Linked DNA regions of Homo sapiens: all the other regions are linked to region 2. Evidence: chromatin contacts called from ENCODE Hi-C or POLR2A ChIA-PET data. All regions are on one chromosome and are shown on one strand. The core of a region is the stretch at or near the end of the contact, and the rest is flanking DNA. Distances in the headings are between cores, read along the strand shown.

Evidence for each region. A loop is a pair of places that touch in the nucleus more often than their neighbours do. ChIA-PET counts read pairs that join two places held with the same protein, here RNA polymerase II (POLR2A). Pooled maps may share reads with other maps.
Region 1: a loop to region 2 is called in a map of PC-9, with 6 times the contacts of the local background. The contact joins two enhancer-like sites. A Hi-C loop is called at or near these places in 4 of 168 maps with a recorded cell type or tissue (MCF 10A, PC-3, PC-9 and 1 more) and 2 of 50 pooled maps. POLR2A ChIA-PET finds 5 or more read pairs at or near these places in 4 of 52 experiments (A673, MCF 10A and activated T-cell).
Region 3: a map of mammary epithelial cell shows a loop between it and region 2 (2.3-fold over the local background). The contact joins two enhancer-like sites. A Hi-C loop is called at or near these places in 6 of 168 maps with a recorded cell type or tissue (Caco-2, HepG2, MCF 10A and 3 more) and 3 of 50 pooled maps. POLR2A ChIA-PET finds 5 or more read pairs at or near these places in 3 of 52 experiments (IMR-90, MCF 10A and PC-9).

What each region holds. Positions count from the first base shown.
Region 1 is chr3:190,230,139-190,234,244 of GRCh38, forward strand. No RefSeq gene overlaps it. Among named protein-coding and RNA genes, the nearest start is that of CLDN1, 90 kb to the right of the region's middle. RefSeq lists an enhancer at 1,333-2,532. Within about 2 kb of position 1,898, at least 6 of the 41 ENCODE cell types and tissues checked have a DNase peak (open chromatin) inside an H3K27ac peak, as active enhancers do; they include PC-9, where a contact is called at or near this core.
Region 2 is chr3:190,263,864-190,267,790 of GRCh38, forward strand. No RefSeq gene overlaps it. Among named protein-coding and RNA genes, the nearest start is that of CLDN1, 57 kb to the right of the region's middle. Within about 2 kb of position 1,373, at least 2 of the 41 ENCODE cell types and tissues checked have a DNase peak (open chromatin) inside an H3K27ac peak, as active enhancers do; they include PC-9 and mammary epithelial cell, where a contact is called at or near this core.
Region 3 is chr3:190,302,269-190,306,250 of GRCh38, forward strand. CLDN1 (claudin 1) reads right to left here. Exons shown (of 4, transcript NM_021101.5): 4 at 3,439-3,982. It also overlaps a transcript of CLDN16 not described here. Among named protein-coding and RNA genes, the nearest start is that of CLDN1, 18 kb to the right of the region's middle. Within about 2 kb of position 1,748, at least 3 of the 41 ENCODE cell types and tissues checked have a DNase peak (open chromatin) inside an H3K27ac peak, as active enhancers do; they include mammary epithelial cell, where a contact is called at or near this core.

The DNA.
Region 1 (4,106 bases), core at 648-3,147, 33 kb before region 2:
GAGAGTAGAAAATCAGCCACCCATTTTGGATGATTGTAATAATCAAGTTGCGCTCCACCTCCAGGCTCTAACTCTCATCTGTAAACATGCCAAAGGGAATAGGACATTGAATTCTTGGCTGGAAATGAAACAAACAAATGAATCATCTAAAAATTCAAGGTTAGAGTAGGTTTTCATCTGATGAGAATGAGAGATATCTACATTAATGGGCTCCCTGCTGATGCAGTATCCCACAGTAACTGAATCTGGGATATCTGCCACCTTTTACCTTCTTCTACTGGCAGCCTCACTCATAACCAGAGTTTGAGAAACCAAACCATAACTTTTTCTGAGCCACTATGGAAATCATGGTGAAGGAGGAGACAAAGAAAAGGGCAGTGGATTAGAATTCAGAACTGGATTTTGTCTTTGTGTTGTGGCAACTGGATGAGTATAACTTTGAGCAACTCACTTCATCTCCCCACATTCCAGTTTCATCACCTGTGAAATGGGGCTAATGACACCTGCCTAGCCTACCTTTTTCTTAAAGAATGAATGAAGAGCCATATGTGAAAATGCCCTGAAAATCATAAAATATATAAAACATTACACAGATGTACAAATATACCTGATACATTTTTCATGATATATGATTTCCAAGGGATTCTTCTTATAAAACCCCTTCCATTCTCGCTTGCAATTCAGCAAGCACTCCTTTAAAAATATCTTTGCCTCAGCATAATTCCCAAATTTCTGATATACACAGAGATAATTGTGAAAGTATTGTATGCAAAAACTGTTGAAAAAGAGTCACTTTCTTCAAAGCCTACTCTTCTACGAAATTGTTGGTTGTTGTTTTTAGTAGGGCTCACTATGCTAGGTGAGCATGAGCATTCTTACCAGATATATGGTTTAATGTGGAGGGTTAGGGTAGAAGTCAGTGAAGGAGGGGGAAAATTAAAACATAAAGGCTAAAGAATATTGTTTCCTGAAAACCTGTTAAAATAAGCAAATAATAACCAATTCTGTGTGACATTTTACTCTCTACCACCATGCTATTCAAAACGTGCTTTGTGCATGGGCCACCATTGGGAGCTTGTTAGAAGTTCACATTACCGGGCCCTACTCCAGACCAACCAAATTACAATCTGTATTTTAACATGATCTTCATGTAATTTGTATGCCTAGCCTGTTCAAGTTTGAGATTCGCTGGCCTATGAGGTACATCCAGCTACATAACGCCACCTACTTCTTAAGACTATTTTATTAAAAACAATATTGTTAATACCTTGCCCTCCACATGGCCATGTGTGGTAGCTGAGGGATTTAAAAGTAGACTTTCTGCCGGGTGTGGTGGCTTACATCTATAATCCCAGCACCTTGGGAGGGCAAAGTGGGCAGATACATGAGGTCAGGAGTTCGAGACCAGCTCGGCCAATATGGTGAAACCCCATCTCTACTAAAAATACAAAAATTATTTGGGTGTGGTGGCACGTGTCTGTAATCTCAGCTACTCAGGAGGCTAAGGCACGAGAATCACTTGAACCTAGGAGGCAGAGGTTGCAGTGAGCTGAGTGAGATTGCACCACTGCACTCCAGCCTGGGTGACAGAGCAAGTCACTGTCTCAAAAAAAAAAAAAAAAAAAAAAAAGACACTTTCTGACTCTAAAGCCTATGTTTTTCCCACTACAGATGTCTTCTGTTCCATTCATCTCTCTTGGATATTACATTATGAGGACCTACCTTGAAACCAGATGTGACCTCCAGTAATCCCTTCTGACTTTAAGATCCACTAATTTATTTAAAATACCCTACTTATATAACCCTATCTCATGACTCAGTAAAAAATTACAGAAGCAGAGGAAGAAGTGCTTCCTTTTGTGGGACATTCAGACGCTTTGGGTTTGTGCCAAGATGTCAGGGGAAGTTCCCATTTCACATTCTTCTTCTTTTGCTTGGATAATTGAGGATCTCAAATGATGTCAGACTTTCTGAGGTCTTTCTGTGAATTCATTCTTGGCTGATCTCATCATCAGAATGCCACTATTATAAGGTACCGCCCCTGGAATTGCTCAAACTCAGCAGCTGACTAGACTTCTTCAGGATGCCTCAAGGCATCCACTTGAAGGGCCACTTGGAGCAAAGAGTCTATTTCTGTTCTTAGGTGAAGGCCTGATTCAGTTGCTTACTACAAGTGCTTGAAATTTGCTACTGGATGTCCTTCATCTTTCTCTTTCTTAACAGATTCCCAACTTATCACAGAAAATATGTTTGTGATAGCAGTAAACAGACAGTGGTTGACAAAACTGTATCATCAGTGATTTCTTACAGCAGAGAACTATGGGATTAACCACACCTCACTTAGTGTAAAATACACACTGTATATGGGCAGAAAAAAGAATCATACGAACCAAAAAATGAAACATCCAGGGGATAATAAAAATACTATGATTATATCCTGAAGCTTCCTGGCTTACCAGATGTGCCAACCTTAGTTTTATTTAGTGATGAGGTACATATCATGTCCCTTAAAATCCTCATGAGTTAGCTCAATTGGCTTTCCAGATGGAGACCAATGGTCCCAAAATATCTCACCTCCTTCCTCTCCATCCCTAGGATGTAGCACAGAAGACACCCACAAATTCAAGAGAGCTTTAAGGTAAAATACCTGTGGAAACCCTCAATGAGTAGATAGACTCAGAGTCACTCACAAAATGAGAACAAGTCCCCAGATGATTGTCTCTGTTTAGTGCATTACAGTGAGAAACGTGATTTTATTCCCCACTAAGTCTTTCTAGCCATCCCTGGAGCCCCAGCCACCTTATAAAATGCATTTAACTGTTGCACTGTCATTCTTCCTATCTACAGATGCCCACAGATCTTTGCTTATGGGATTCTTTCAGCCTGAATGTTCTTCACAAACTCTGCCTTTCTAAATCCCAGGAACATTTCAATGCAATTCTTCTCTGAAGCCTTCCTTGGTTACTAATATTAAATCTAACACCAAATTCACAGCTTATGTGTTTCCTAGAGCACTTGGATGTTCTGCCTGTTTTAGAGTTTTTTTGTCATTGTTAGTCTGTCTTGCTCGCCACATATCAATCTGTTTTACTAGATTGTTTTACTTGTTTGTATGATTTTACAAGCTCCTATAATACCAATCTATCACACATTCTAAAACAGATGGGTGCAATAATAAATCGCCATTTGACTGGGGAACGTTTCTCTTAAAGTTAAGAAAAAAATATCAGGCCTTGCTCCTCCAAAAATGTCAGGTGGATCACCTGAGGTCAGGAGTTCGAGACCACTCCTCCACTGTGGAGTAGACAACCCATGGTTATAACCCTCAAACCCTGTGGTCCTTTGAGGTTGCCACTGTATCCAGGGGGTGTAACCAAAGCAGTAGGATTTGCTCTCTGGCCTCCATGAAAAAGAGTTCTTTACTTCAAAAGTAGTTCCACCCTTCCTCATTTCACAAAACCTAATGCTTTGCTATAATACAACATGATATAGTAGTAGACTCCAAGAAGTTTTCTTTATCTTTTAGAAATTAATATGTGTGACACAAGTTATAAAAAATTAAAAGAATGGGTAGTTTTATAAATCTCATTTTATCTACAAGTCTATATTTTAAGTTTTTCTCTATGTTGCTATGCAGAAAAAAAGAATTCAAACAATTCTGACAAAAACTAGTAATTATTTCATAACTGAGGCTGTTACAAGAAAGATGGCTTGAAAGGGCAGGTGCTAAAAAACATAAAAAGATTCTGTAAAGGGTTCTGATGGGACAGAAATGGCAAATTTAAAAGAGAGGTAAAGAAAATTGGAGAGAGGAGCTTCTAATGACAAAATATTGTAGTGAGACTAAAGACAAGACTACTTTGAAGACTACAGAATCAAATATAATACTTCACAAAATAAAAGGGCTTTTGCAATAGTCATATTCAAAGGCTCTCTAAAGACCTAATTAAATTTGGGAGACGAAGGCAGGCCGATCACTTGAGGTCAGGAGTTTGAGACCAGCCTGTCCAACATGATGAAACCCTGTATATATTAAAAATAAAAATAAAAAAATTAGTTGGGCGTGGTGGCGCATGCTTTTAATCCCAGCTACCAGATGGCTGAGA
Region 2 (3,927 bases), core at 123-2,622:
CTGGGGACTTGGGAGGTGGGGAGATTGGGGGGCAGGTGAGGGATAAAAGATGACATATTGGATACAGTGTACACTGCTCAGGTGACAGGTGCACTAAAATCTCAGAAATCATCACTAAAAAGCTTGTCCGTGTAACCAAAAACTACCTGTACTCCAAAAACTATTGAAATAAAAAAATGGAAAAACACTCGAAAGAAAGAAAGAGAAAGAAAGGAAGGAAGGAAGGAAGGAAGGAAGGAAGGAAGGAAAAAAGAAAGGAAAAGAAAAGAGAAAAAATACTAGCATGACATCTAGGAGCTCAAGATTTCAAGTCAGAAAAATCTAAATTTAATCTAAAATTTTAAATCCAAAAGCCTGGGATTTTCTGATCTTAACCGTTGGGCGAGTTGTTCTACCTGCTTAAGCCTTAGTTTTGTTACCTGCTTAAGCCTTAGTTTTGTTACCTGCTTAAGCCTTAGTTTTGTTAAAAGGAAAAAAAAAACCTAGACAAGTTTAAATTTAACTGAGTTTATTTGAGGGGAAAAGGAAAGCATTCAACAAACAAACAAAAATGATTCACAAATCAGGCAGCCCTCAGAACCAAAAGGTTCTAAGAACTCCTGATCTACAGTGTGTTTAGGCAGTTTTTATGGATAGAAAATAGAAGTGAGGCAAAAAGGACAACTTAATTGTTACAGTTTATTTCAATTAGCTGGCCCCCTACAACTGAGGAAAGCTCAGCTACTGTAACTAACCAGAATCCAGCTACCCATATACGAGTATCCTCCCAAGTTAATTGGTTTTACTAGCGTGAAGGACTCCATATTGGTTAGATCTGTTGGGCCTAGAACAGGAACTTAGTCTAAATCAATGGCCTCCTACAAATTTTATTCAACATTTTTTTTCAACTATAAAATGGGAATAGTGACACCTCAGAGTGGTGGTGTAAGTTTTAAGGGGCACTAGGTATATAGAGAGCTTAGCTCTGTGACTGCCACATAAGAGGCACAAAACCCAAAATCCATGATGAATATTATTTGATATAACTTCAAGCGTAAACTAGGGCAACTCTTACACGGTTTGACATCTTGAAGTCTCTAAATTTATTTCTAAATTTAAAAAATAATAATGGCATTATTTTCCTTACAATAATGGCAAAGCACAATGATATAATGAGTTTTTTTTTTTCCCCGTCAACTACAACCACTACATTGAAGAATAGAAATTTAATTTGAACACTAGGACATGGGATATTTGTCCTTCAGGAATCTGTAGTTTCATAAGTTCAGTGCCAATAAAGGTTTTTGAGGCAGTCATGTAGACGTGTTGAAAAAGATTCTGACAGTCACCATAATATGAGCTGGTGACTATAACCCAGCCATCTGAGTGTCTGTTCTGGTGTCCAGGGCCAATACCAGCTCTGCAGTTCTGTCTTTTTTTTTCCCACAGGAATGTAAGACTCAAATGAGGAAATGCAATGAAAGCAATTTGAAAAGTGTACAACACTGTGCAGATAATAGAATTGTTATGAGGCCTCTGTTCTGAAAGCCAGAGAAGATAACACCCTAAAGAAATAATAGACCATCTCATAAAGAAGTTTCATTGTTTTGGACTGATGGTAAGTATAGTTACATGCCACCATCTGTTGGGTAACTGAATAGCTGATGTGCACATGGCTAGAGGAATTACCTGATTCAAGAATCAGATAGAAGTCCCAGATCAGATAGTTTTTAAGGTTTCCTTCTATTCAGATGTGGGATGATTCTAAAAAAAAAAATTGAATGAAACATTCAAAAAAATAGAGATGAAAAAATTATTCTAAATTTTGCTATTGAACTGACACACTTTCTAGAAATAAATTCAAAGTAAAATATGTAGTTTTACAAACCTGTATTTTTCAGGCAACAGCGCGATCAAGTAAGGAAACAAAGCCAAAATTATATGGACCAAGTTGTTTACTAAATGAAAATTCTAGCCTTCATTATGGCTGTGGGATTTGGCTCTCCCAGAGCTATCACACCTGGCTTGTTGAGCAATAAATACCTGTGGCACCATGAGTCAGATGGGGCATTAACTGGCAAGTCAAGAGAACCAGGCACACTACTGGAGTGACGTCTTTCCGCCTGCAAAGATACAAGACTTGCTGTCCACAAACTAATTAAGCATGATGTGGATAGAAAAGGGGAAGGAGGAGGGAGTAAGAGACCCGGGACTGGGAGCTTCTTGGCAGAAAACATTTCTGTCAACAAACTTTCAGTCTGTTAGGCTCCACCTCATGTGATCTTTCAATACTTTGCATGCCTCTGTACAACTCATCAGATCTGTGTTGCATATCTTTCTCCAAGAGGCAGGAAATATGTCTCATTTTTCTGTATCTTTAATGACAAACAATGTCATTGCATAGAACTCAGCATAAGGCTATTAACTGAGTACAATAGCACAGATTAAAAAGTATCTCAGGTTCAAAAAATATTGCCAGTTAGTGGTAGAAAATCCATGTCCTACTCTGAACTTCTGGGAAAATGAATATACATTAACTTTAAGGACAATAATCAGAGATACTGTAATATAGGACTACTGTGAAACCTGGTGGGCAGAGCTCAGAGTAGCATGAAGCTCTTTCAGTGCTGAAGCTCTCTCCTTGAGCCAAAGAGGAGGCATCACTGCTGGCAGCAAGACAAGGACACCACTCCAGTCTTTCTAGTTACCCTGCCCAAAGAGATAAATGATAACACTTCCTAATCTGAAAAGCAAGACTCAATCCCCAACTGAAGTACATGGAATTCTGGCTTCTTCCAAAACCATATCTTCCAAATTGTATTAGGGAGCATATTTGTCTAATTCTCAGTCAACAATTTCCCTGATCTATCTAGATCATTAGTATTTGCTGACTGTTGCTTTTTTTCTGAAATCTCAAATCCCTTATGTTCTATGAGAACATTATCTCCTGGTACTCTACTTTATAGGTGGACATTTTCTCTGACTACTTTGAGGTTTCTTTCTCCTCTCACCAAGACATGATTATTTACCACATGGCTCAGTGTTTGGCTCTTATTTCTTCTCTCTAAACAATTTCCCCTTTAGTAATTCAATTTATTCTCAAGACTTTAACTACATCAGTGTTGAAGAAGTGAGCATGTCTATCCATGTCTATCCCTGCCTCTACTTTAGTTTCAGTTTTCCAAATGTTTGCAAGGCATCTTTTTGTAGATGCTCTGTCATCAGCTCATTGCCTCATCTTGCTCTTGCATACCACGTGCACAAATTTGGAAAGTCTCTACTTTGGTCTGTGTCTCAATTTTTCATGAATTGACTTGGATGGTAGAAGAAGTTATTTAGAAATTCAATGAAGCTTTTAAGTTCAGAGTAAAAGATTCTCTCAAATGAAATTCACAATTTTTCTAATGTTCTTGGCAACTATACATTTCTATCATTTTTGTTACCATATTTCTAATAGTTCAAGCTAAAAACTAATATTCAAACTTAATATTCAACCACCAGTATTTAAATGATCAGGCCCGATGTGGTGGCTCATGCCTGTAAACCCAGCAGTTTGGGAAGCCAAAGTGGTGGATCACTTGAGGTCAGGAGTTTGAGACCAACCTGACCAACATGGTGAAACCCCGTCTCTACTAAAAATACAAAAATTGGCTGGGCATGGTGGCACATGCCTGTAATCCCAGCTACTCTAGAGTCTTAGACAGGAGAATCACTTGAACCCAAGAGGCGGAGGTTGCAGTGAGCAGAGATCACGCCATTGCACCCCGGCCTGGGCAACAAGAGCGAACCTCCGTCTCAAAAGTAAATAAATAAATAAATAAATAAATAAATAAATAAAATAAATAAATTATAGGTGGACGTTTTCTCTGACTACTTTGAGGTTTCTTTCTCCTCTTTTTATCTTTATCTATTCTAGTATTTGAATGACCATTGTTAGAATGGGCTAAA
Region 3 (3,982 bases), core at 498-2,997, 39 kb after region 2:
GTTCTTGGCTATTTAGTTTAGGATTATCACTGTTTAATAAGCTATATAATTAGTATATCCATTTTATTATCTGCATTCCTTACCTAGAATGTAACTTCCTGGAAGAAAGGAATTTTTGTCTATTTTATTCATGGCTGCTGGGTTGCACAACTCCAGGGGCACCATTTCCATTATTGCAGAAAATATACTGCGAATGTTAGATTCTTAAAAATATTATGTGAGGCCAGTGTGGTGGCTCACGCCCATAATCCTGCAGTTTGGGAGGCTGAGGTGGGTGGAACACTTGAGCTCAAGAGTTTGAGACCAGCCTAGGCAATATGGAGAAACCTCATCTCTAGAAAAAAATACAAAAATTAGCTGGGCGTGGTGGCATGTGTGGGTAATCACAGCTACTTGAGAGGCTTAGGCAGGAGAATTGCTTGAGTCTGGGAGGTGGAGGTTGCAGTGAAATGAGATCATGTCACTGGAATCCAGCCTGAGCAACAGGAGTGAAACCCTGTCTCAAAAAAAAATATATATATATATATATATGAATCAAACAATCAATCTATGTTTAGAAAGTATGTCTGGTAAGAGTATATTACCATATACTGAAATGGAAAATAAAGCACAAGTCAAAATTATTTTTACATGATGCTCTGTAAAAAAATAAAAAATAAGAATAAACCCCAAAGCCTATCTCTGGGAAAGGAAAAAGGGCTAGAGAAATCACATCAAATTATTTGAAAGTTCTACCTTTGGGTAATATGACTATTATAATATTTAAAATATTTATTTCCACTTTTCTGTATTTTTCTACTTTCTTCATTAATAAGTTTTAATTTTATTATCAAATAAATACATATTGTGGTAAAAAATTATCACAAAAAATAATTTTAAAACCACTGCCCTTGCTGCATTGAAGCTTATATATCTTTGCTGTATTTCACTCTCATCTTCCAGCAAGTATTCTCTGCTATTCCTCACCCTTGATCTAGATGTCTGCTTGACCCAGATCACCTATAGGCTGTTGGATTTTTTAAATAGAGTCAAGCAGCAGCAATAGACACTTAGAAAAAGCACAGCATTAATAGAAACAGGAAACTTAATTGACAAAAATGATTTCCAAAAAGAAGTAAAAGCCTCTTCAGCATAGCAATGTGTTCTATCCCAGGTCAGCTCAGTTAAGAGATCTGAGCACAGTTTTCAAACTTTATCTTTCCTAAATTGGTGTGTGGGGGGGTTTGGGTGTGTGTTCACTTTTTTTTCTATTTTGGAAAAGGGGAACAAAGCAATAAATTACAAAAATAATGAAATAAGTGAACTAAAATCACAGAAATGCTATTCAATTAAAAATAAATGAAGCAAGCTTAAGGTTTAGCTAAGGACTCTCCTGAAAATTGCACATTAAAGAGAATAACTCAGACTCCACTTTATAAATAACAACTTACCCTCCTGAACTCACATGGTTTGATAAAAAGAAACCTGTTCTTTTAAACAGTATTTACTTTGTATTATTGACTATTCTTTGGAGGTAAATTAAAAATAATAGAGAAAGGCAAGAAAGAAGATCATTTGCCAAAGAAACATGACAAAAGCATCTGAAGGACCACCTGCTTTTAACTCCTCCTTTTCCCCACAAAACACAAAAAAAAGCCCCAATCCTGAACCAGAAAATAAAGCAACAACATTAGGGAAAGGGTGAACTGACAGCAAATCTATTAAGTGCCTGGATGGGTGTTACTCAGAAAATGTTTGGGACAAGGTTGGTCCTGAGAGATGACATAGGCCTGTGGTTTGCAATCCACACAGTATGTTGAAATCCTCTGGGAAGCTCCTGCTAGGACTCTCCTCTCAGAGGTTCTGATTCCTTTGATTTGGGTGAGGCCTTAGAATTGGGAAGTTTCAAAAGCTCCCAGGTGATTCTAACATGCTGTTATGGCTAAGAGCCACTGCATGGGTCTAAGGCCTTCATTTTATGAATGAAGAAACTGGGTGGAGATCTCCGTGGCTCACCTGGCTCATCAGTGGCAGAACGAGTGCTATGTTTCAAGTTTACTTCTCTTTCCACCTAACATCCTTTGTACTGCTTCAGCCCAGGACAAGGTCTTACTCATCTCATAGCTACTTTACCCTGCCTGCATTTAATGAGGCTGGCCCTGTGATAGGTGTCCCGTAAATATTAATTAAATAAATTCATATCTAGTTTTCAATTGCTGATAATGACCATATTGGAAAACTTATCAATAGAAGTGGAGTGTGCCAACTGCCAAGGGATTTCCAGAGTTTCCAGAGGTTCAGCATTGAGAAACTCTCTGATTGCCTATTTTTAGGACTCAACAAGCCATCCCCACATAACCCTAGAAGCTGCAATGACTTCTATCAAAGTTGCATGATACCAGCTAAATGAAGAGATTTTAGGGCAGGCTGGGGGTAAATGGGGTTTTTGGGAAATGAGGAAAGAAGGAAATTCAGAGACATTACACGTGAGCCACATGTAAAATGAAGGAAATATACACAACCAGATCATACTAGGAATAATGACAGGCTGAAAAAGGTGGGAATATGGGGACAAAGTGAAGTTTTCTCTTGATCTGGGCAAATATAGAAAGTGTTAAACAAGAGGAGGAAAGGTTTGAAGAACAATGGCATTCAGATAAGGATGAGCTCACACAGAGGTGATATCTACTTGGTATGATTCACAATCCAAGTTTTCCTTTAGTTATTTTCAGGAGCACCAAGATACTTTATTGCCTTTCAAACTTCTGCTGGCCTTGGCCTTACCTTCAGATATTTAAATTCTGTAGAAACAGAGTGAGAATTCTGATGCATCTGCTTAATTTAAGGAGAATTCAAGTCAAATTGACTGGCAATGATCTTTGCACCTCACCCATCATGCTAATGTCTGAGACTCCACATTAGAGCTGCAAGCCTTTACTTATAAGCCTGGTCTCAATATGAACATTGTCCAGGAACAGGCCACACTTAAGGTTGTGTCAGTTATTGATACTTTAAGATAATGAGTGAATGAGTTCCATCACATCCTTATGGAGTAGTTTTGATCATCATCATTACAGAAACAATAATGGGTTTCCAGCAGCTGTCTTTCACTCTTCCACCTTTGTGAGGAACAAAGCCACTTAAGTTTGCACAGTGCTTTATAGTTCACAAAATATCTTCATATCTTATCATTTATTATTGTATGTCCCCTTTTTATAGATGAGAAAAAGTATTAAGTAACATCTCCTGGCATCCTCTTCTATTACCACCCTTGATGAGGAACTCAATTTGAGAGAAATAGGGCATTCTAGTGGGTGGAGCCACTCAAATTTGATAGATGGGCCAGAGGCATCATAGTTCTTTCCCAGGATCATGGTGAGTCAGATCCTGTCCCAAGCCACCTCCTCTACCAAGAATGGCAATCTTGCAATAAATGATTAGAAAACAAGCCAATAATCCTTTTTTTAAATTAAAAAACAATTTATTGAAAAAGAGTAATGCTTTATACAAATTCCTATTATAAAACCCCAAAATGTCTATTGGTCTGTTTCCAGGTGTGGTAGAAGAATATAAAAAGATCAAAATTGGATAAATTCTATTGTAACAATTTCGTTGGTCATTTTGGGCCATAAAATTTTTTTGTAATGTTTGGTAACTGATATCCACATGGAATTACACTCACACATCATGAAGATCTATGTATGTGGCAAAAGCCATTTAAATTTTAACTTCCAAAAGCATATATTCTCAGGTTTGGAAGGCACACTAAAATTTATTAGGTCCAATTCCTCATAAGACACAGTGGCTGACTTTCCTTGTGTAGTTTATTATGAAGTACCATTTCCAAACTAACTATCCTAGCAGCGTCAGCTGCCAGCTAACAGCAAGAGCTCTGAGGGCATCACTGAACAGATAGCACCTTATGAGTTATTATGATTCAAAAATCTCCCTTGCTGTTGGATTTACCAACACGTAGGCTTTTATTTCTTCCCATTACATCTGT